Linked DNA regions of Mus musculus: all the other regions are linked to region 1. A link is a loop called in an ENCODE intact Hi-C map of the cell type or tissue named here. Cell type or tissue: heart. All regions are shown on one strand.

Evidence for each region. A loop is a pair of places that touch in the nucleus more often than their neighbours do. Peaks named below come from ENCODE experiments on the same cell type or tissue, not always from the same donor. Only the 100,000 strongest peaks of a DNase experiment are listed, where the experiment ranks them.
Region 2: it touches region 1 in a loop (2.0-fold over the local background); 2 of 42 quality-filtered maps call a loop at or near these places.
Region 3: a loop joins it to region 1, with 2.2 times the contacts of the local background. A loop is called at or near these places in 3 of 42 quality-filtered maps.

The regions. Positions count from the first base shown.
Region 1 is chr8:44,994,173-45,002,172 of GRCm38, forward strand. All of the region lies in intron 2 of Fat1 (FAT atypical cadherin 1), which reads left to right. Among named protein-coding and RNA genes, the nearest start is that of Fat1, 48 kb to the left of the region's middle. In heart, a CTCF peak has its summit at 4,870 (motif pointing left); DNase peaks (open chromatin) are centred at 4,659 and 7,609; H3K4me3 peaks cover 1,231 bases; H3K27ac peaks cover 5,948 bases.
Region 2 is chr8:44,797,787-44,805,786 of GRCm38, forward strand. No RefSeq gene overlaps it. Among named protein-coding and RNA genes, the nearest start is that of Gm30397, 36 kb to the left of the region's middle. In heart, no CTCF peak of the experiment used is centred here; a DNase peak (open chromatin) is centred at 3,355; H3K27ac peaks cover 561 bases.
Region 3 is chr8:44,694,952-44,702,951 of GRCm38, forward strand. No RefSeq gene overlaps it. Among named protein-coding and RNA genes, the nearest start is that of Gm30397, 67 kb to the right of the region's middle. In heart, CTCF peaks have their summits at 80 and 4,947 (motif pointing left); DNase peaks (open chromatin) are centred at 140 and 1,330; H3K4me3 peaks cover 200 bases; H3K27ac peaks cover 1,899 bases.

The sequences.
Region 1 (8,000 bases):
AGTTATGTAACTGTTACTGTGTTTGGTTGTAGGAAATAATGCTGCCTTTACTATTTAGTCTTCAGGAGGTCATTAGTGCGTATCTCCTGGTTCTCATGTAGGGATGAATATTCTGAAAACCTTCAAGATAGCTCATTAAGAGTCACTCCCCCCTCACCCCACTCCCCACCCCTTTTATTTTTGCCTGCAAACTGTTACTTTGTCCATTTTTCTTACCTTTGGTATTGTTAAGTGTAATCTGGCCCCTTGTGTAGATGTAGAAGCTCAGGTTTTTTTTTTTTTTTTGAATCCTAAAAATGTTTATTCAGTTTCAGCTTTGCAATAATTCTGTGTATACTCCTCCCCCAAAAGGCTTCATTAAAGGAGTACTAGATAATTCCAACAAAGATGTGTGTGTGTGTGTTTAAATAATAAAAATTGAATTTCCTGATTAATTTTACATATAAACTTATTTAGTATCATGGGTTTCTGGAGCTAGTTAAAAAAAAAAAGACATTAGAGTTCACTTTATGTCTCTCTAAACTATAACATTGAGGACACCCAGAGTATCTGTCCTTAAGTTCTGCCTAGACTGTGCTCTTCATAATGACCATTAATTACTTGCATTCTGTGCCTAACAACACTGGGCCTTGGGATGTCTGCACACAGGCACATCCCTTCTCGATTATATTCCTGACTTCATTAAGTAATTGAGTCACATAATGCAGGATTCAAAGGGCACAGAAAGATTCCCAGTGAGTGCTTTCACTTTTATGTAGTCCTTCATTCCCGTCCCTGGTGTCTTAAGTGAGTGTTTTCTTTTTCTGCATTGGTGCTCTGGCCTCTGGAGCCTCTCTGGGGGCTGGGGATGGAGAATGGCAGAGCAGTTGCCTTTCACAGGCAAACTGACTCTCTCAGTTTGGGTTTCCATTGCTGCAGTGAAGCACCAGGACCGAAAAGCAACTTGGGAAGGCAAGGGTTTATTTCACTCAACAGTTCTAGGTAACAGTTCTTCATCAAACACAGTGAGGGCAGGAGCTGATGCAGAGCCCATGGAGGGTAACTGTTTACTCACTATGGCTTGCTCAGCCTGGTTGCTTATAGAACCCAGGACAGGGCTGGCTCCGTCCACATTGGTCTAGGCTCTTCCCACAATCAATCACAAATTAAGAAAATGCCCTACAGGATTTCCTACAGCCCGATCTTACAGAGGTATCTTCTTGATTGAGGCTGTCTCTCCTCTAATGACTGTGGCTTGTGTGAAATTGACATAAAATTAGCCAGTACACTAGCGAACCCTGAGCTGATTGATGCTCATAACTCTTTTGTTAGTCTGACCCACCCTTGCCCTGTCCCTTAGCTGGAATCTTCCCAGTGTGCTTGCTCTGAGCTGCTAGATGCTATCTAAGCCGCCCACCCCCAGGCTCCTTTATTTCACCTTATCTTGGCCATGCTTTCTGCCCCTTGACTTTGTTCCAGTACTTAGGGAGCAAGCAGTGGGACATAGTAAAAGATTCATCTTTTGGGCTCTCCACACTGCATAATAATGCAGCCTGTATTTCCAAGCACAGAGGCAACTGCTTCTATTTCTTTTCTCTCCTAGGTAAGCCAGGCAAAATGGTTTAGAAAAATCCCTTTAGGGTAGTGATTGACAGGCTCAGCAAATGATTCTTTGACTATAGATGTGTATCCACCCGCCTACCTCTGGCCCTTTCATCTATCGGCTCTTATCTCCTCTAGTAAATAGGTTACTGTTTGACTAATTTTCATTCACTGCTGTCCTTCTTCCTCTCTGGAAAGAAATATATGAAGAATTATATTTTGTAGCCATGCTAAATAGACTAGGAATGGGTAATGGGCATAAGCGGGCATCCTGGCTTTGGTTTGTGGGGTTAGTTGTATCAGTAGGCACACTGTAAGTCAGTCTCTTCATTGGCTGAATCATATATTTCTGTCCCCTTGAGATATTTAAAAATGGGTTTGGAATTTGAGGGTGGCTTGCTCCTCCCCACTTTGGGACAGTAATGGGGATTGAACCCAAAGACCCACATACACTAGGCAAACACTCTTACCGCTGAGCTATATCCCCAGCCAAAGTTGCTCCGGTTGGGTTGAGGTCCTACCCAGTCTGTTCGTCTCTGGATCAATGGTTTAGAACACTTTAGGCTCTTCCAATGCTGCTGGTGTTCTTTCTGATGCACTTTGGTTGTCTTTGAGAGCCGAACTTCAGGGGGCAGTCAAGAGAGAGCAGCAACCCCTGGCTTTTCTTTCTTGACTCTTAACTTTCTGTTGTGAACTTAGACTTCCTAGCCCTTCTACAGTCTCTTAGCCTCATTTTTGCCCATTTTTGGGAGTTCAGGCCACACTCTTCTTCCTCTGATTTGTGCTTTGCATTTTGCAATCAACTTTGATCCACTTAAATCCTTTAAATCTTCCTGGGGGAGGGGCCTTGTGCTAAGGGCAGAGAGACTCCAAACAGAGTCTCCAAAGGGAGACTTGCATTTTCCTCACTTTACAAATAATTACATGACTTCAGAGAGGTCAGGACCACCCAGGGTCCAAACCACAGGCATGGATTTCCTCCCTGCTGCTTCTGGGTACTGCGTCTTGGATGTGTGAGTGTGGTTTTGCGGTGGTTATTCTGTATCCGAAAGAATGCTGTGTCAGAGCATAGTTGCTTTTAGTCTGATACTGTTTCTGTGGCCCTTTTCACATTAAAAACCACAATGCTCTTAAATGATCCTAGCTCCTTAAGCTTGCTACCATTAACCGTGTACTGGAGGAATTACTGACCATTTTGTATAAAAGGCCAGGGAAGTTTTTAGGTAGGCAGTCTGTCCAGTGTCTGTCACAGTCATTTAGCTCAGTGTTTGTAGTTCAATGATAAAAGGAACTTTCAAGTTTGTATAGCTTTCAGTATTATAAAATGTGTCTAGCCATTCACAATTTAAAGTCCATACAAGTTGAGCAACAGTTCCCTGACACTGATGTGTTATACGTAACAATGGAAATACTTCACGTATTGATTTTTTTTTCTTTTTTCTTGAAATGGGGCAGCAGCTATTTAAATTATTAAACTCTGAAATAAAAGACCCAACTTTTCCCATTCTGTAAACAAGAGTGCATATAGACAGACTGAGTGTTGCCTTTCCAGGCGCTTAAATTACAACACTTAGAATATGCGTTATTAAGCATGTTTTTTGAGATTTAACAAGTTCCTGGTAGATGTTTAGAAGTGGGTAGCAATACTAATTAGTTCTTTTCCCCTTTAAGAAATAAATCATTTCTCACTGGAAGATAAAAGATGCCTAAATTTGATATTTTCGCCCTTGTACTGCTGGTATATCTTATTACAAACAGCCAGAGCTGCAGTGCCAGCTCCCCTGGTTGGCTCTTGGTTCTTGGAAGGTTCCTCCCTCCCCTGTTTTTTTTCGTAACCTTGTCTGGGACTGAGTTGTTCATACTCAAAAGGACTACATTATACATTTGTTGTGCTTTTAGGAGAACACCAATATACAAGGGCCTCTGATTTCCTTGCTTACATGTAGAATAGAGTATTTCATAAAGAGCTATCTGTGTCGGGTATATAAGGGATGGTGTGACTGTTCAGTAGAAGATTACAAACAGATTTAGTGGAAATAGAATATTTACATTTAGTAATCGACAAACCGAGCGTTCTTTAATCACTGCAGAATACTGCAGTGGGTAGTAGATATACTGGGCACCTAATCGCATTCTAGCTGCATGCTCCTTTAGTAAGTGAGTCTTGTATTACTGAGTAATGAGGCAATAAGAAAATGGCATTTTATTGTGGCTGGAAAGGAGACCTAACACAGTTCAATAGGAAGTAGTTACAGCCGCAAACAACTTCCGAGGGTTTCCGGTGTAACATTTGATAGCTCTAGAAAGGAAGGAACTGAAAGGCCACTCACGCCACAATGGCAGGGATTCATTAACAACAACAACAGAAAGTCACCTTCGTGTATTTTAAGGGCTATAGACTTTTTTAAAATCTATTTCTCATTACTAGTTTTTATTTTATGGTGAAATGTATTACCTCTAAAGTCTTAAAAGTCAGGTTTTATCTCCTGCCTTATCTGGTGCATTTTTCCCCCCATCAAATCTGTTTTCGTGGGATCCTTAGGGTCAGTTGGATCAAGGAGAATTCTGCGATTCTAGGTCACTGAACGTCAGTGACTAAAGTACATGTAAGATTTTGCACTTAAGATGCTTTCGTTGAAGTTTGCCGATGTTAACCTTAGATATTAACCTTACAGTTGATTGAGTGCTTTCCCTCCCTCCAGGCCTCCTTCCCTCCTACATAACTTATATAGAATACTAAAAACAATTAATTCACAGCAAAATTGATTTGCCTTCTGATCTTGTGTTCTGAAACCACTAATTTCCACCAGGAAACAGCTCGCAGAACAGATGTAAAAGCAGAAGAAAAGCGGGCGATACTGACCTCAGCCCCTCCTTGTGTGGCTTCAGAGTGACCGTCTGATTAATTTTATTAGTGTTTTCTGCGGACCTCTGAAAGTTCGAGTTAAGTGAATTCCGAGCTCCTTTCCAGCCCTGACAGGCTATGAATAGAATTCCATTTTTGGCTCCAAGCCTAATCCTGCCGGCACCAGTACTGCAGTGACAAACAATAGCTGCTCAGATGGCCACAGCTGCCAAAGATCTCCCAGCCAACTGCAGTTAGAACCGGTCTCAGAACACTACCTATAGGAAGACAGCGCACGCTGCCAAGGCTCTGAGAGCCTCCGACAGAAGCTCTAAGAGTAGATGCACAATGACAGCTATAGGAGAGTTGATGGGGAGAGCTGAACCTTTGCCTCCGCCTATGACGCCCTCCAAGTCTCCAGCATGGGAAAAGGGAGACGTGTTGTCCTGCCCCCTGATGGTCTGAGCTAAGCAAGACTCTGACTTTTTCATTGTTGGTTCTGATCTTGCCCTGTTGCTTGGTTCTCTTCCTGGCTCCAGTCCTCAAGGGCCAGGACCTTTCTGTACCCAGTTATTGTATCCATGACAGAGCCAAGCACAGCGCTGGCTGTGGGAATGCTACTCACTCCCTGCTTGCTTTCCAGTTCACTGGTAAAGGGTTTAAAAACTCAGCCAGTTGGAATGGTTCTGCTTTCCCCAGGCCCCCTTTAGCATCCGTTGCTTGCCTGTCTCTCCACCTTACCCACACCCACACACACCCACCCCCCTCCTCTGTGATCTTCCCAGCTGCTACAGATGTCTTTGGTCCGAGGCCATTTTTTATTTCATTAGAGCTGTTTCAAATATACAGGCTAAAGTGTTCATGGAGAAGATGCTCATGCAGTCACATGGTACACATGGTATTTCTTATTGTCTCCTATATTGATGCCTCAGAGTACTTTTTTGGTTTTTCGAGACAGGGTTTCTCTGTGTAGCCTTGGCTGTCCTGGAACTAACTCTGTAGACCAGGCTGGCCTCGAACTCAGAAATCTGCCTGTCTCTGCCTCCCAAGTGCTGGGATTAAAGGCATGCGCCACCACTGCCGGTAGAGTATTTTTAATATGTCATCTTAAAACATAATGATTTATTTCCCCTATGACTGTAGCTTCTGAGTTCCTGAGGCAGTACAACTGACGATGTGTATTTTAATGTTGTTATGTTATGGAGACGTGAAGAGACTTGTTTAGCAGCTAGAACACTGTCTTTAACTACTGCTATTTTATTCTGATAGTTGACATTATTTTTGAGGTTAAAAAAAATGGTATCAGTGTGTAAGAGGAACAGAGAGATAGCTAAGATGAAAAAGATAGGTTTGAGAATGCAGGGAGAGTGAGTGTTTTCTGACTAGAGAGGATACATTGTCCTGTTAGTTTTGGAGCTACTGTCTTGATTAATCTCACTGATGTCACTGTGCCCTGCCTGTTTCGGTGTTTTTGTTTGTTTGTTTGTTTTGTTTTTGTTTTTTTTTTTTTTAGGTGAACCCCTGAGGGCATACATTTCTACTCAGGTGGCAGAAATGCACACTGTAGAACATGGTATATGAGGGAGTCACACTGTATAACATGGTAAATGAGAAATGCACAGTGTAGAACATGGTATATGAGGGAGTCAAGGGACTCCCTGGGATTAAAGGCGTGTACCACCCCTGCCTGGGCGGGAATTTTAAACACTCTCCACTTCTAGGAAATATGGTTTGTGTAGTGGGACTCTAATTTAGAATAAAATTCATTCCATTTCCAGTTGCTTTAACTTATTAGAAGAAGTTGTCTCCCACTTGCCACTGTGGTGGTTTAAAATGAAAACGAAAATGTGGGACTGGAGAGATGGCTTAGAGGTTAAGAAGTTGTGAATTCAATTCCCAGCAACCACGTAGTGACTCACAACTATCTATGTATAATGTGATCTGACATCTTTCCTAGTGTGCATGAAGACAGCATACTTATATAAAATATAAATATAAAATATATATATATATATATATATACACATATATATCTATAAGTCTTATTTATGTTTGTCAATGGCTGCATAGTTCAGGCTTTAGAAATCTGTATTGGGGGCTGGAGAGATGGCTCCAGAGGACCTGAGTTCAATTCCCAGCAACCACCTGATGGCTCACAAGCATCTATAGTGGGATCTGATGCTCTCTTCTGGTGTGTCTGAAGACAGCTACTGTATACTCATATAAATAACAAATAAATAAATCTTAAGAAAGAAGGAAGGAAGGAAAGAGAAAGAAATACTGTATTGGATTCTTTTCCATCTAAAATTTCCACCCAGTAAATTGTTCTCCTATATCTTTTGCTTTGAGTTTTAACGTATTTTTAAGGCTATAAAGTTTCAAGTAAAAGATTTGTTAAGAACTGAAGATCCCTTCCTTGAGAATTCTAGTATAGGAAAGGAAACACCTTCCTTGCCCCGTCTCAGTCTCTTCCCTGACCAGTTCCTCCTTTCTCTTTTGACAAATTGCTTTGTAAATATTTCCATATACATTTTGTATAGGAAGTTAGCATTCATACCCAAGGCTCACAATAACGTTTGCCTCTTAGTTCTGGTAGCTCTTTGTCTAAAGGTTGCTCAACCACTTTACTGACTGCCCCTAGGGCTTATCTTATTTTGATTTTCCTTAATGTTTCTGATTCCTAGAATGCTTAGCCTGGCACCAAAGGAAGCACCCAATTATTGTGCTAAAAAGGAAGCAGGGGGTGGTGGGTCACACCTGTAAAGCCAGGATTCTGGAGGCCTAGGCAAAAGGAACCCAAGATCTGGGGCAGCTAGGGATATCCAGTCTCCCCAAACAAAACTGAAAGCAGCCGCTAACTCTACCACCAAAAAACAAAACAAAACAAAACAAAAGGTGCTGCTTTTCCCTGTGGCCAGCTCAGCTTTTTCTTTTTGACCTGTGATATGACAACCCTTTACTAGAGCCCATGAAAGCACAGCCTGATGATACATTTGGAAAAGGATCGTGGCATTTCTTGAGTTCCTATGTAATTCCACAGGTCACTGCACAGTTTCCAGTTCAGCACGTCAAATGCCTTGAGTTAGGGACCAGTCAGAGCCCTCAGGTTGGGAATTTGCAAGCTTTCTGTTGAGTCACTAGGAGAGGCGCCTTCCTGGGTTTGTGCCTAATCAAGCACAGCTGTTAAAAGGCGGAGCCTGGGCCTGGGGCAGCTGTAGAAGTGACCTGGAGGCCACTAAGTCTTCCCTTGCTTGCTTCTGAGGTCTTCTGAGTTGCCTGGAGCTGTCTTAACTGGGACAAACCTGCTGAAGAAGTTTGTGCCTTTACCAAAACCACGGTTTCGAAAGCCTAGTGGCCAGAGTGCAGCTGCCTCAGGCCACCTTTGTATTGAAGCAGCTGGGATGCCATGATAACAGGCTGGCTGGTCCCCCTAGGTGTAACTGCTTACAAGCACCAGGAAAGGACCTGTGACAGCTGTCAACCAAGAGGTCACGTCTTCTGGCCCTTCTACAGCTTGGCTTATTTATTTGTTTTTTTAAAAGTATACATGAAAGAGTGCTTGCACCGAACAGAC
Region 2 (8,000 bases), 200 kb before region 1:
GCTAAGGCTGCATGTCTCAATAGATGGATGGGTTCCCAAAACACAAGCTGAGGAACGGGCACTCAAAGATGAGGCTCAAGGGAAGACTTTAGATTCAACTTGGCACACCCCATCACCGTGGCTGACGCAAAGCTCCTAGGGACTATAAAATAAATAACAATGATTTTGTTTAAAAAATAATGCCTCTACAAAATATGGTTTTCCCAAAGACCTTGTGTGAAAAATCATCTACAACACATCTGTAAAAACAGACCAATAAATGTACCAGAGATTTCAATGTAAGATCCACTAGAGGAAAATATAAGGAAACATTTTTTTAGGATAGTCATGAATGGGAAAGATTGCTCAGCGGTTAAGAGCACATGGCTGCACTTCCAGAGTTCCTGTGTTTGATTCCCAGTACCCAGAGGGTGGCTCACACTGCCTATGACTCCAGACCCAGGTGGTCTATGCCTTCTTGAGACTTCTGAGAACACTTCATGAACATAGTACACAGACATACATGCAGATGTCCAAACAACATTTTAGAAAAGACAGCTATAGCCAGTGGCTCTCTGAATAGCACTACACTAATTCAAGAAATGACACAAGGAGCTAACAGCTGAGATAGTATCAAATTAACTGGCTTCTACATACCAAAGTAAACAATTAACAGACTGAAGGTAATGCCTACAGAATTGAAATATAAAGCAGCCAACCACACATCTGAAAGAGTAGTAAATATCAAAAAATGTAATTATGTGAATAACTTAAAAAAAAAAACATAGGCACCAAAAAAACAAATAATCTAATCAACAAATGGGCAAGAGCTAACCTAAGAGACACTTCTCAAAAGGGAGTACAAATGGCCACAAAGGCATGAAAAATCAGGGCCTCTTCACCTCACCTGGGCAGCAGAGTAGAACTGGTTCTGGTAACCCATAAACCATAAACGTTTGCAAGTAAATATGTTTGAACAAAAGGGTACACTGTGTGATACACAGTGATGTACTGTGACACACCACAGTTTCCATGGTGAAATGTTTTTGTTATTTTTTTGTTTTCTTTTCTGGGGTGGGGGTTGCAAGGGCAGAGGGCAGATATGAAAGGTTGGGAGATGAGTGGGATTGGGGTACATGATGGGAAATTCACAGAGACAGAGAGATATTAGTGCCTAACGAGATAGCCAGATCCAGATGTTCTTGTGGCACAAGCAAGAGAACCTCAGACCAATACCCTGAACCAATGTAAAAGCCCCAGGCATGGTGTTGTGTGCCTGCATTCCAGCATGAAGACCTGAAAGAAGTGGATCCCCAGGGCTCACTGATCACCCAGCCTAGCCTCCTAGGCAAGCTCCAGACCAGCAAAAGAGTTCTCTCAAACAACAGGGCAAATGACATCTGAATGAATAACACCCCTGATTGACCCCTGCCATCCAGTATTTATACACACATTTATGCACATGTGCTGCAACACATGTGCCCCCATGAACACATACATGCACACACTACATTTAAAAACCTCAACATCTTTATCCATAAGAGAAGTTCAGGGGAAGGAAAAACTACATTGTCAAGTGCCCAGTGGTCACACACACAGAGAGAGAGAGAGAGAGAGAGAGAGAGAGACCTTATTATAATTTCTTATCCACTTGGTATTGTTATCAAGAAAGCAAAGACAGTCAAACTTGCAAAGATGCAGGAATGAAAAGGGACCCTTCTTCACTGCTGGTAGGAACACAGACTACTTCATCTACTATGTAAATCAGTATGGAGATTTCCCAAATAATTCAAAATAGATTTATCCTGTGAACCAACTACACTACTCCCAGGTCTGTATGGAGAGGCTTTTAAGACAGCAAATGGTGTTTTATGTTAGCCAAGTTAAGGCATCCGTCTAGGAGTGGGTGAATGCAGGGAGAAAGGGAAGTGTTACTCAACCACAAAGGAAACTGAACTGTTGCCACTTGTGGGTGAATGGGTAGAGCCCATCAGGTTAAATGTGAGAAGCCAGAGTCAGAAAGACAAACAGTACATTTTCTCTCGCACTGAGAATCCAGACTCATTTAGAAAGAAAAAGAAAAAGAAAAAGAAAAGAAAGAGAACTCTGGAGAAGGAGGTCAGGGAGAAGTGGAAGGGAGCGAGGACAGAGGGGGCACATAAGATCCAATTAGATTTACATGGACCTTTGAAAATGTCACTCTGAAGCCTGTTATTTTGTACAACGGTTTAAGATGGAACTTAATAGGAGTCATTTTGAATAAAACCTCCATTTTAAATAGAGGCCAAATAAAGTTTAAGTTCCCAAGACCTCTCTGCATAACTGATATCCTGCTTGGCAGAAAGAGACATGTATATGGGTATCTGACATGTCGAGAATTCCTGTCAAGTTGAAACATGAATTCTAGGCAAGTCACTCTGCCACAGCTGAAGAACCCAAACAATGGGACCAGGAACCACAAAGACGTGTTCCTAAGGAAGTCCTCATCCTTAGACTCTGATTGGTGGGAAAATGTACTTATAACTTGGCACAGATGTTTGTGGATTTGGGGCTTGAAAACTCTGCACCACTCTGAGTCAGGGTTGCAGCTCAGCTCCCAAATCCGTTCTGTGTTCCTGATTGATCAGTAGCATCCGGAGTACAGTAAGTTTTTGTCATCTGCTTAGCTACTTACTAAGATGAACGTTCAAAAGACACGGTCAGTTCCTGGGTCTGTGCTGTTGCCTCTGACTGGTCAGTTTGTGTAATTCAAACACAGATCTTGCTTTGCTTGACTATTGAGACTGCTTGGATTGTTTTGGATTTTTGGACCCCAGCACAATTAATACACACTAAGCAAGAGGAAAGACCGTGGAAGGAGAGGGGTTTCCAGGGATGTGATGGAAAGGCACATGTCCCTGACTGAGACTTCTAGATGTTTAATTTTTAAAGAAGCGGATTCTTTCTTTGAACTTCTTGAGCATCCCTTATAGCCTTAGGCTTCTGCCACTGGGTATTTGGTTTTTGAGGAAACAACCCCTGCAAAGGGAGTTCCAGGCATTTGTCTGTGTTTTCCTACCCAGAATCCTTTGCTCTGTTCTTTTCCTGTCAGGGTTCGTTCTAAACCTACCCTCCCTCACTCTCCCTTTCTGTCAGTCACATTTGCTCCAGCTGAGCCTTCCTGGGCTTGCTTACAAAGGCTTCCAGGAGGAATAGTTTAAAGCTGACTTGGCCATGGCCTTGGTTTTATAGCTTCTGGCTTCTGAGAAGATAAGAAAACTTTGCCGCTCACTTCTCCTTTCGGATCGGAATAACTTTATCACATGGAAGAAGTGAGTGGCCTCCTCAAAGGCACTTAGTAAATCATTGGCAGAGGAAGCAGTAACTGACTTTTGGACCCTGCCTGCCCTTCTTGTGTGGCCTTCCGTTTCACATTCATGAGAGAGCTAGCATAGACTCAACAGCCAAACCATTTTCCAGGGAGCCAGCCAGTGCAGGGCCAGCTTGTCCCAATCGGCAGCTACTTACAGGAGCCCCCGCAGACACCTTAACAAGAACCCTGCTTAGATAAGAAGGCTTACAAGAAAGATTTTATGTTTTTTTTTTCCTAAAAGGTTTTATTTTTTTTCTCTCTATAGGAAAAGCAGAGTCTTGATGGTGTGGCAGCTGCTTCTGTTGCCCACGGGGAAGATGCAGCAAAGGGTAAAGGGTCTGGGACCCCGAAAGACCTGAAGACCTTTAAGGAATATCATTTTCATTTCGTGTGTTAATAAATTCTGAGGCTCATAGTGGGGGAAACAATTGAGGTGTTCTTAGTGAGAGCAAACGTGGGAAAGAGAGACAAACAGAGAGACAGAGAGACGGGGCAAGAAACAGAGAAAAACAGAGACAGACTGAGAGGCAGAGAGAGAGAGAAAGAGACAGAATTAGAGAGATTACTTAAGCTATGAACTTTGACCTGTTCTAATAAAGTAAGAGACTAATTTGAAAGAAAACTAAATTGCATGCAGTAAGATAAAATAGCTAAGTCCTGTGTCTGGGAGTGTCATTCGAACTTGGTCATTGCCTCTGGCTTGATCTCTGCCACTCCCACACTCCCAACAACACACACAAACATTAGATGTCTAGCATTGAAATCTATGATTCTGGGAGGTCAACTGTGCTCTTGCAAGTGGAAATGATGGCATGCTCTCTCCCTGCAATAGCATGCTCTGCAGGGTCATGAAAACAGCACTTAGCTTAAACACCTTGTGTGAGTCTCACCAGTCAGTTGACAGCAACTCTTTGTGCCTTGAAACGGATGGACGCCTTACAGCTGCTACATCAGCCGTTCTCAACTTTTGGATCATGACCCCTGAACGACCCTTTCACAGGAGTTACACATCAGATATCCTGCATATCAGATATTTACATTACAATTCATAGCAGGAGCAAAATTAAAGTTATGAAGAGTAGCAACAAAAATAGTTTTATGGTCAAGGGTCACCAGGACACGAGGAACCATATTAAAGGGTGGCATTAGGAAGGCTGAGCACCGCTGTGCTGTGTGATAAGAACATTCCTAGCTTTTCCAATCTAAAAGCAGGCCTATGAAATCTGTAAAAGACGTGAGCTGGTTGAACTTCTGGACTGAACCCAAAGGAAAAAAAGAAAAACTTAAGACAATGAAGGACGGCTTTGAAGTTCTTATTTCATTATTAACCTAAGGGACAGCCTGGATCTCCAGCATATTTTAACTAATCCAGGTTCTTAAGAAGGTTTGGATGTGGTTCAGCCATGGCAAGCCCCCCTAAGCTTAACATTTCCACAGCTGACAAGATTTGCTGGCTGGTGAGTCAGGCGTTAGAAATGTCTACAGAATGGGAAAAAAAAAGTTCTTCCCTTGTCCCAGCCTCCCGGGTGACACAAGTCTTGCTCGGAGGACAGGATTTGTAAGAGAAAGACTAATTCAGCCTTGTGAATATCATCCCAAAGCCAGGATTTGAGCAAAAGTAAATCAAGCAAAAAAAAAAAAAAAAAAAAAAAAAATCACTGAACAGAGAGAGTCTCCTGTCTACTGTGTCACTTCTCGCTCAGCAACCCCTTCCATAGAGGTCAGGTTATAACAAGAAAAACTTAAATAATTTGGAGAGTTTAATAGATGTGTTATAGAATAATAAGCCAAGTGAAAATCATGCAGCAATTGAAAATAATTACATAGATTCTAGGGGTCAACATGAAAAAAAAAAGTCATGATATATCATTAAGAAAAAAAGGGTTAAGTTCAGATTAATGAGAATAGAGGCCATTTGTGCGCAAAACAGTATGTTGCACTGTGTGTGCACATGTGTGTATGTGTGCCAAGCATCTCTCTCGCTGTGCAGAAGTCCCCAGTAGAGATACTTACATCATGATGAGTTGGACAAGTCCTTGTGGTGGGTGGGCCCACACATTGTAGGATGGTTTACAGGATCTGGACTACTCCACCAGGTACCAGTAGCAAGAGATTTGCAAACTCCTGAAGCTACCCCAAAAGTGACAATCAAAACATCTCTAGATATCTCTAGATAACGTCCCTTGAGAGGTAAAAGCATGCCCTTTTGAGCTCCATTGCTCTGAGCAGTAAGGCTTGGGGGAGGGGGAGGTTGCCTTATTTTCCTTCTCTCTTCCTCTGGGGTACTTGATTTATCTTTGTCTCCTTGTTTGAGTTTACCATGAGCATTCTTAGATTAGAAAAGAAAATTAGTTTGTAGATGTTTTAGAGGGAAAAGGTTTAGAGATTCACCTCATCGCTCACTATGAAACCTGAAGAAACTGAACTTGTCTGTCTGTTAAAAGAAAAGAAAAAAGAAAAAAGTTCTCAGGAAAGCTGGGCTGCCATTTTGATTGATGTCATGGGTACATGCAATGTATTTACTCCAAAGAGCTTAAGGCTCTGGGGGGAAAAAAAATCAGAATACACATTCTTTTTATAGCCCTCAAAATAACAGCAACAGAACTGTTAGAGGAAGTGGCAGCCAAATCAAGATATTTAGCTAAGGCAACTGGTATTCAAATCTAAGGTTATGCTTTTTTAAAGTTGCCCTAGGCACAGTGTCCTGGATGTCCACACTGGAAAGCTGATTCACTTGCTAATTTACTCAGATTATGACAGGAGACTCTTGGTAAATATTAGTTAGGGTTTTAATTAACAACATTTAATTGGGGCTGGTTTACAGGTTCAGAGATTCAGTCCAGTATCATCAAAGTGGGAGCATGGTAGCATCCAGGCAGGCATGGCGCAGGAGGGGCTGAGAGTTCTACAGAATACTGGCTTCCAGGCAGCTAGGATAAGGGTCTTGAAGCCCAGACTCAACAGTGACACACCTATTCCAACAAGACCACACACCTCCTAATACTGCCAGTCCCTGGGCCGAGCAGATACAAATCATCACACTTGGAGTCACTGAATTCCTTGAGAATGAAGGAACATTGGCAGTTCTGGTGTAGATTAGTTTGTGCCCTATGCGCATTAAGCTAGGTAATTCAGATATAGACTACTTCTTGTGGGACAGCATTTGGGATCAATGTCTGGCTACAGCTATGTGCTGCAAGATCATCCCCACTAGGCAGCTTCCTGGTGGGTCCATCTGCAAGCCTAGCTAGAGCTTTTAGCTGAGTAAGCACGAAACCCAGGAGTCTTCTGGGCTGCCTAACTGGGCAAAGAGAAACTTCCACGGAGGACACTAAAAGTTCTTCAAAGTGAAAGGGGACAAACGGAAAACACACCAAACAACATAAAGGAGGAATTAGAGGATGCAAGGAGGGCAAAATTAAAGAGAAAAGGCAGAGGCAGGGCAAGGAAGGCAATACCCAAAGAGAACAAAGCATCGAGGCGTTTGCACAGCAGGGCAGCGGGAGCAAGACCTTAGAGCGCTGGGGAACAAGGATTTGGGAAGGAGAAAAAGAAAAGAGTGTTCTGGTTTTGCTTTTGTTTTTAGTTTGACTTTGTTTTTCCACCGTTAATTTACATTTTATTCACTTTACATCCCGAAGGAACGTCCCCATGCCTCTTCCCAGTGCCCCCTCCCCAGCTTCCCCCCCCTCCCCAGCTTTCCCCCCCTCCCCCTCCCCTTCTCCACTGAGAAGGGGGAGGTTCCCCTCCTGAGTACCAACCCACCCAGGCATATCACATCACTAGGCACATCCTCTCCCACTGAGGCCAGAACAAGGCAGCCCAGTTAGGAGAACAGGATCCACAGGCAGGAGAACAGGATCCACAGGCAGGCAACAGAGTCGGGGTAGCCCCTGCTCCAATTGTTAGAGACCCACACGACGACCAAGTTGCACATCTGCTACACCTGTGTGGGAGGCGGGGTGGGGGTAGGGGAGAGGGTGGAAGGTTGGGGGAAGAGGTGGGTCTTCTAGCCTTTGTATGCTCTTTGGTCGGTGGTTCAGTGTCTGGGAACCTCCAAGGATCCAGGTTAGTTGACTCTGGGATCTTCTCGTGGATTCTCAATTTCCTCTGGGCGCTTCTTTTTCCCTTATTTCTTTATTTATTTATTTATTCCCTTTGCATCCCGATGTAGTCTCTCCCCTCCCACTCCTCTCTCCTTACAAGGCCTCTCCCCATCCCCCTCCCTTTCTTAAGCACACAGTAGTGGTCAGTGCTGGGGACGGCTTCAGGAACGGTTGTTCCCTGGGCTCAGAGATGGGTGAATTTCTGCTCTTTTTCAAAGTAGTCGTTGTACTCCTTAAGTCACCATAGTTTAGTTTCACAGTGTTTACCCATGAGTCAGTCGTTCTGTCACATGTTAGACAAGTCTCCTTTTCCTGCTTCTGCTCCTAGGTTGTTGGTCCCTAGCTGTATAGGGCTTCTCAACCGCTCCTCTCCCTCTCAGAGGGAGTAAGTTTCTTTTCTGACTCCACGAAAGATAATGTCATAGATGCATGACGCACACTCTGTGTGTGGCTTTGGAGCCCTTCCAGTAACATTATAACAGCAACAGCCAGAAATGGAAGGGAAAAAAAAAAAAAGATGATGATAAACTTCAGCGTTGGTATTAGGACTAGCAATGTCCTCT
Region 3 (8,000 bases), 300 kb before region 1:
ACACAGTGAGTGCCTGCTTCCTTTGCTACCACAGATGCAGCCAGCAGAGCACGTATTCCCTTTTCTGAGTCTTTAGTGTACAAACATGTTTTTATCTTCTGTAAGTGTTCCCAAAATAAGGGCCTCTAGAGACCGCCCGGGAGTCTGATGTCTCATTCCAGTCCCCGAAGTACTTTGAAATAGTCTTATCGCAGAAAGCAAATCACGGGGCTCTCAGTTTTCCCATGCTTGTGATGTCTTTTTGGTGACTTCACATTCTGTGAGCTATATTTAGTGGTTAAACGCCTGGCTGCTGAAGAGTGACTCTGTCTGTTTGTAGACTGTGAATAAAAGAGTCTCAATATATCGACAAAATGTTCAGCTCTATTCTATTGATCTTCTCTGGCGAGAAATCACCTATTTCATCAAAGTGAAGGAAGATTCTCAGCATCTTCCAACACAGGTGTAACAGCACTTGTGTAAAGGCTGACTTAATGCAAAGAGACATTTATAAATATCCATTCATTTATTGAACATGTTAAGAACATTTCTAAACTGGAAGTGATGATGCCCAATATTCAATGTATATTACTTAAGTATTAAAATGAAAACTGTTCCCAAGGACAAGATAAGTGGCAATCCAATTTAGATACTTTTAAGGGTGAAGGGTAGACTAGAAGGTAAGATGATGTTTGGTATAAAATCAGTATATCAGCAGAACTGCATTTTAGGTCTTGATACCCTTAGTATCCTCCACAATACTTCTACTCTCCAATATAAGAGTAACTTGCTAAAACAAAAATACATATATAATTTTCTTCATGCAGGAAATATTGTGGTTTGCTATGATAGAAAGAATACCAACTTCATTTTGGAAAACATCCAGACATGTTTAGGAAACAACAGGCAGGTATTTGTTGACAAACTGTAAATAAGCAACAGTAATAGCTGAGGTTTCGTTCCCCATAGTGAGGAACCGAAGCACTGTCTGGACTGTTAATCCCTAAGCAAGGCCTTCACAGCCAGATCATGCATCCTGGTCTTCCCTTATCTCGGCTGGAAACTGCTCGGATCCCTTCCCTTGCTGGCTCCCATCAATAGCAAAATACATTTTTCCCCCCAAAGAAAGCTTCTTCAGTGGCTTGAGGTTGAACGGGAAACATCACTCCTTCCATTTAACTTCAATTTTGTCTCTGAACAACAACAACAAAAAAAAGCCCAGAATCAAACTGAATGTGTTTTTCAGTGAAAGTAGCTCTTTATTGGTGATTATGCATCATGAACTTTGATGAATGAGGGCCAGCAGGCTGTGCTCTTGGAACACAGCCAAGTGGAGAGACGAGGCAGCTGCTGCGGGGAGACTGTGGAAATCTGGCCCTGCTGAGGTCTGAAACTCAGGCACCAGGGCGAGGGGCAGCTTGGGGTTCATTCAGGTCTGGCTTAGGCAGCATGAGGGTCAATGGAACTTTTATCAGATCACGTGAGAGGTACCATATCTACACGGACAGCAAGAATCTTAATGTCTACAGAGGGAGGGAGGGAGGAAGGGAGGGAGGGAAGGAGGAAGGAAGAGGGCAATAACAAAATATACTAAGGACAAACTCCAAGGAAGAGAACTGTCACCAAAAAAAAAAAAAGGAGGATTTTCGTCAGGGGGCATGTCAGACCCAAGGCTCACACATAACATACACCATTGAACCCTTAGCCCAGCGTCAATGACTCCACCAGCGCCTCACTAGGTGTGGCCTATCTACTAGTTTGGTCTGCAGGTGTTGGCACCAGTGACTTCAGCTGGGAAGGCAGAGAAACATTACATGCAATTACTTATTTGCATTCATGACTCTGTGCATTCTATAAATGACCTTACTTAGCCATTCAATTACTTTGGTTAGACAGTAATTGTATTCTCTCATTAGCCAAGTGGGAGGTTTCATAAGGCTGAAAAAATGCAGTTCTTAAATGTACTTAGGTCATTAAAATTCACAGTAAAGAAGGTGTACAGGTTTTGTTTTTATTATGTTTTGTTTTAAAGAAATCTCCAGGCCTGAAAAGCTGTGTACTGCTTCAAACGCCCTTAACAGCCTTTTGTCAATGCCACACCAGAGGGCCTGGTCTCATCGCACAGGTGGCCTTTGCCCACTGCCTCTCAAATGCGGTCTTTGCCCAGCCTGTCAATCTGGTCCTTACGTCTCAGCATGGACTGGCTTCTACTGTTGCCCCTGAAACATGTAAATCCAAAGCTTACACTCATTGACTATATGGCATTATTTGACCCTTTTCTAATATACTATTATGTATTTATAAATATAAATGCTCTATATTAGATAGATAGATAGATAGATAGATAACGTATGTACGCATGCTATTTTATATGCTCTGACCAGTGTTCTGCTGGTGTTTCCTCTACCTCTTAACCATTCATTTCCTCTATTCCTGTTTAATTTTCTGCTTCTATCTTACTTATTGTTGCACTTCCTAGTTCTATTTTGAATCTTTGTGCTACTTCCTTTGTGACACTTACTCCCAGGACGCAATCTTCCATACCCCGCTGTTTTAACCACCATCCTTCTGGGAAAACCCTGAACTTCCCATGATGCCTGTGATAGTTTGTATATGCTCAGCCCAGGGAGTGGCGAGATTAGGTGTGGCCATGTTGGAGTAGGTGTGTCACTGTGGGTGTGGGTTACAAGACCCTCACCTTAGCTGCCTGGAAGCTAGTCTTCCACTAGCAGCCTTCAGATGAAGATGTAGATCTTTCAGCTCCTCCTGTGCCATGCCTGCCTGGATACTGCCATGCTCCCGCCTTGAGGAAAATGGACTGTACCTCAGCCAGCCCCAATTAAACGCTGTTCTTTATAAGAGTGGTCATGGTGTCTTTGCCTTGGTCATGGTGTCTGTTCACAGCAGTAAAACCCTAACTAAGACAGAGCCTAAAGCCCAACAACCACAACTTGCATATTTCACACTTCATCTTAGCCAAAAGGCCGAGAAGCGATAACTTGCATATTCCTCGGTGTCTCAGACTCCAAGTTCTTTGTGTCTTCACCTTTAAAACCAACTTCTTACTATTGGTCTTATCACCACCACCAATTTGGTATTCATCTAAGCTAACATCTCCATCCTTCTGTTTGTATCCTTAGTTACTCCATTCATTCCTTGGGCCCATTCATCTGGCTGGTTCTCTATGTATCTTGTTGGTCAAGATTCTCTTCCCAGTGCTTTTTCTTTATTTCAGGAATTCATGTTCCTGTTCAGACTCATCCTGGGCCTTCTTCATTTGATCGGTTCCTTCTTTGGGATCGTGGCTGAAGTATAATGGGCTTAGTTTGAAGTAACTGGAGAGAAGAAACAAAGACTAAAAAGAGCAGTAGTGAAAAGAGATCACTCTCCTGATCTTCAGAGTCAAACCCTCACTGTGCATTGGTGCGCACAAGATGCTCTCCTTGGAAGGTGGGCCGTTCTAGTGCAGGTCCATTGCCCTGTGAAGATTTCCGGGAACGGACTAACTCTGTGCTGACTAACAGACAGAAAGAGACATAGGGACATATCACCATGCACAAGGGAAGAATTACACACAAGGGAAGAGAATCCCAGAAGGGCCATACGGCACACAGTTGAAGCTTAAATAACTTCCCATGCTACGGAGAAAAAAAAATAGAGGCTTGGGTCCGGGTGGCCTGGAGAGTCTCTGGAGGATAGTGATGGCAGGCTATAGGAGGAGATGACTATGAACAAGGATGTGTGGACCGTCGTCAGGGCAACCTCTCAGAGGAGCCTTCAGAAGAACAAACGGCAAGTGCGTATCCAGGAGAGCTATCAGAGGCTCCAGCATCTACTAGCCTCTTCTCCCCAGTAGTTAACCTTTCCTGGTTAATGTACTTTGATGATAATTTGCATTCCTTCTGGGTAGAGAGTCTCAGAGAAGGCCCTTCCTTGTATGATAGGAGAAAGGGATTTAGAGACTTCTAGAAGGTGGAGTGAAGAGAGGAATCTTAGAGATACTCCTTTCAAGTGGAGCCTTGGAGTTCAGAATTGCTTTGGGGTTTGGGGTTTGGGGTTTGGGGTTTGGGGTTTGGGGTTTGGGGTTTGGGGTTTGGGGTTTGGGGTTTGGAACACCACCTTCAACAGGGCTCTATCAGCAGCAAATGTCCTCCCATTTGGGTACGTTATCATCTAGATCTCTGTGTCTCCCTTTATCAGAGACCCTGCCCTGTCTCCTTGGGTCATGCTGGTTTACTCTTTGATCATTCTATGGCTTCCTCGTGCCCTTCTGCAAGACTACGTCCTTCTGTATGAAGCATGATCTCTTAACTAAAGATGAAATAGACCTTTTTTTTTTTTTTTCACTTGAAACAAACAGCGCTGCTGTTTGTTGCCAGGGCGCTTGTCTTGTAATATATGGCATCCTGAAGCCCTAGCCTTTGGAGCTCATGACTTCCCCAGTCTCGAGTGGATCTGTATCAGTCTGTAGAAGGTCCAGGGTGAAATTTACCCCAGGGGACATTGTATGGCCACGTCCTAGCACTTATCCTGGCTGATGGCATTCAGCAAACGATATCTGCTGACTTGATCACCACCTGCCCACTTTCAGGCAGACATTCGGACTATCTGCCTTAGCCTTGCTCTCCCAGCCCTGACTAACGACCACGTTATCACGTTCCCTCACGGCCCAGGCATCCACCAAGTACATGTATTCAAGGAAAGATAAAGTGTGTGACCCAAAGTCCTCTCAACCACAGAAAAGGGTAGCAGAGATAAGCACATAAAATAGATACATCAACCCCCCAACACTTGGGAGGTCCTCCTGGTTCAAAAATCACATTTGAGCGTTGCGCTCCTGGGGTGGTCTCTTATGACAGTGATTGCCCTGAAGCTCAATCTGCAGCGGCAGAATCCCAAACTGGCTTTTTTTCTTTCCTGATGTTCCTCCTCTGCCTTACAGTCCCACTGTTTTAGCTCCCTCTGCTGATACGGCTGCTTATCCCTGCCCAGCCAGCTCAGTAGAAGGCACAACTCGGATGCCCGCCAACATGACTGAACGCTAAGATGTCTTCTCGAGCCATCTCTATGCTTCCTTTAGAAGGGCAGTAATGCAGATTAGGAAACCTAACGCATTGCTGAGGTTGCTTTGTCTGAATCCATTTAGACGTCTACGACAAAAATACTGTGAGATGAGTGGGTCCCAAAAAGCAAATATTTATTTCTCACTCATAGTTCCAGAAGCTGGGAAGTCTAAGATCAAGTTACTGCTATCTGGGTCACTGAGGGCCATCTTTTCGTTCTGTTACATGCAGGCAAAGGGGATATGGAATCTTACAGATAAGCATCTCGTTCACGAGTGTGCTACCATGATGACGTAAATGACACTGCCTGCGCTTGCATAAGACCTGGGTTCAATTCTCAGCACCTACACAGTGACTCACAGCTGGCGACTAACTCTTGTTCCAGACTATCTGGTGCCCTCTTCTAACCTCCACGGGGATATTATGGACTTGTATTTATGTTATCTGGGTTCCCAAATTGCAGGAGAATCCCACATGTAAAACTCTGAGGGTCCCTGCCCCCAGTTGGTTCTGATTGGTGAATACAGTTGCAGGAGGTCAGGAGACAGAGGCAGGACTTTAGGATTCGCAGGCAAGGGGACCAAGGAAGAGGCAGAATTGCCATGCCACAAAGGACTAAGAGTCCAGCTTGAGAGGGACAGGAAGCGAGACATGCTAATCATGTACAAGTGGGGGAAGAGCAGTCACAGCCCGCACCCCTCCCTGCCCCGCACTGGTCTAGGGTAGCAAAGATGGAATATAGATTTTTAGTAATAACTCAGGATTATCGGAAGGGAGGCATTAGCAACGTGGAAGTTTGGGAGTACCCCAGCCATTGAGCTGATTAAGGCATATTAAATAGAAGGCTGCATGTGTGTGTTTTTCATTCGAGAATCCAGACCATTGGGACCAATAGCAAGGAACTCGAGCCTCCACTGACAGGAGATTAGAGCGGATTAATCAACTACAGCAACACAGAGATCAGGAATATACATGGCAGAAAGACACACAAGAAAACAAAACATTCATACAATAATTTTTTTAAAAGAAAGAAAGAAATTAAAGAAAGAAATCTGGAAGGCAAAATTTTCTAAACACAAAATATGAATCCCTTTCCAGAACTGGCGTTTCAGGAATCCAGTTCTCCAAATTCACTTGTTGGTTTTGTAATGGTCAGTCTCTGCCTCTCTGGGAAAAAACAAAACAAAACAAGAAACAGAAAGCTAAAACCATGTGCTGGTAAGCATTAGTTTTCAAAAGACATTAAATGAAAGGGTAGAGGAAGGAATAAAGAAATAATAGGTTTCAGAATAGTGATGGAAAAGGAAATGACAATTAGGAAAATGTTGAAAGAAGTGTTTGGACGTTGGAGGTCCTCCCTAAGATCCCCAGGTAGTGCTCCAGCGGCATTAAGCTCTAAGACCTGAGGTGCAGTGAGATGCTCAAGGTCTCTTTAAAGACACTAAGGAAGTTCTTGGTTGAAGTTAGTGAGTAAAGCCTGAGTCAGGCTCCACCCAACTCCCTAGATTCCTCTCTGAAATATGTCCTCTTGCTCCAGAAGAGTTCCCTCTGGGAATACATTTTGCAGTGGCACAGCCAGCAGAATCCCCATTTGGTTGTGAATTAGAACTTGTGTGGATTTAATTTTAACCATGTCTTGCCCAGTAAACTAAAAATGTAAATTTGCTTACTGCAAGACAATTCTTGGGGGGGGGTCAATTATACTTTTATACTTAGGCAGGGCACTGTGACTTTCAATATCTAGAGCTATGAGTTAAGTAAACCTCTTTACTTTATAAAGCTAGCCACACAAAATAATCATAGATTAATTATGCATAATAATACATAAAGTGATACAGAAGTTAAGCGTGCTGGAGGTTAGGGTGATCTCAGATTAAAAAAAAAAAAAATAGCCCAGCATTAAAACCATACTGCATGCTGGAAAAGAAGTGCCCATTCAGGTATACAGCTTTCCTGCTGATTTCTTTCTTCGTTCTTCTTGGCTATTTTGACTAAAGCTGTATTCCACACCACTTCAGCAGTTTGCCCGGTTACCAGACACTCCTGGAATACTTGGAAGCTAGGTAATTGATTCAGTATTCACCCTTAAAATGGAATCATGTTTCAAAATGAACTAAGCCTGAGAAAAGAACAGGCACTTGTGTTGGAGACAACAACAAAAGCAAGACATTTAATTACCCACGTTCTAAGGCTGAAGGAGAAAACAAACAGCTCTCATTCTGATTCGAGCCCTGCCTTCCCTGCACAGCAGCTCATCCTCAGATGCTCAGGTCTTTACCCAGGACAGAGACCTAACAACCCTCCTCCATTGCTGAATAGAATTAAGCTGACAAGAAGATGTGTGCCTCTTGCTTATAGATGGAGAATACTCAGTGTAAAGATACTAACATTCATGCTCTGATGTCTCCAATAAAGAAGGACCGGAGTTTCTCTTTTCCTGCTTCAGTCCTTCATACTTGGGACAGAACCAAACCCATACTGTCCCATTTTCGTTGCAAAACACTTCGTGTCCCAGCTCCATTCCACCCCTCATCCTGAACTGGACCCCATCCCCTGGAATAGTTGTATGCTTAGCATGTCCCTGAGAACAAATGGCTCTGTCTGTCCTCCTAGAGCTGTAGGGGAGGCCCTGAAGAAGGTTGAGTTCAGAGAATAAGGAAAGAACACTTACACAGGAATAGCCAGTCCCTGCAAAGATTGGTCATTGCCACTCAGTGGCTCACAAATGTCCTACTGACTCATTTTTTCAAAGAGTGGGTTGGTTATTGAACATTAAAATCAACATTTTAAGTTACTTACCATTTCTGTGTGTATTAGATAGCCATGCATGGTATACAGTGTAATTACAATAAAACCAAACAGACCAACCAAAAAAAAGTTTTCCTCCAGACAAAGAAAAACTACACCACTTTCTCCTTGTAAAAAGATACCAACACCCTGACAACATTTTTTTCCTAA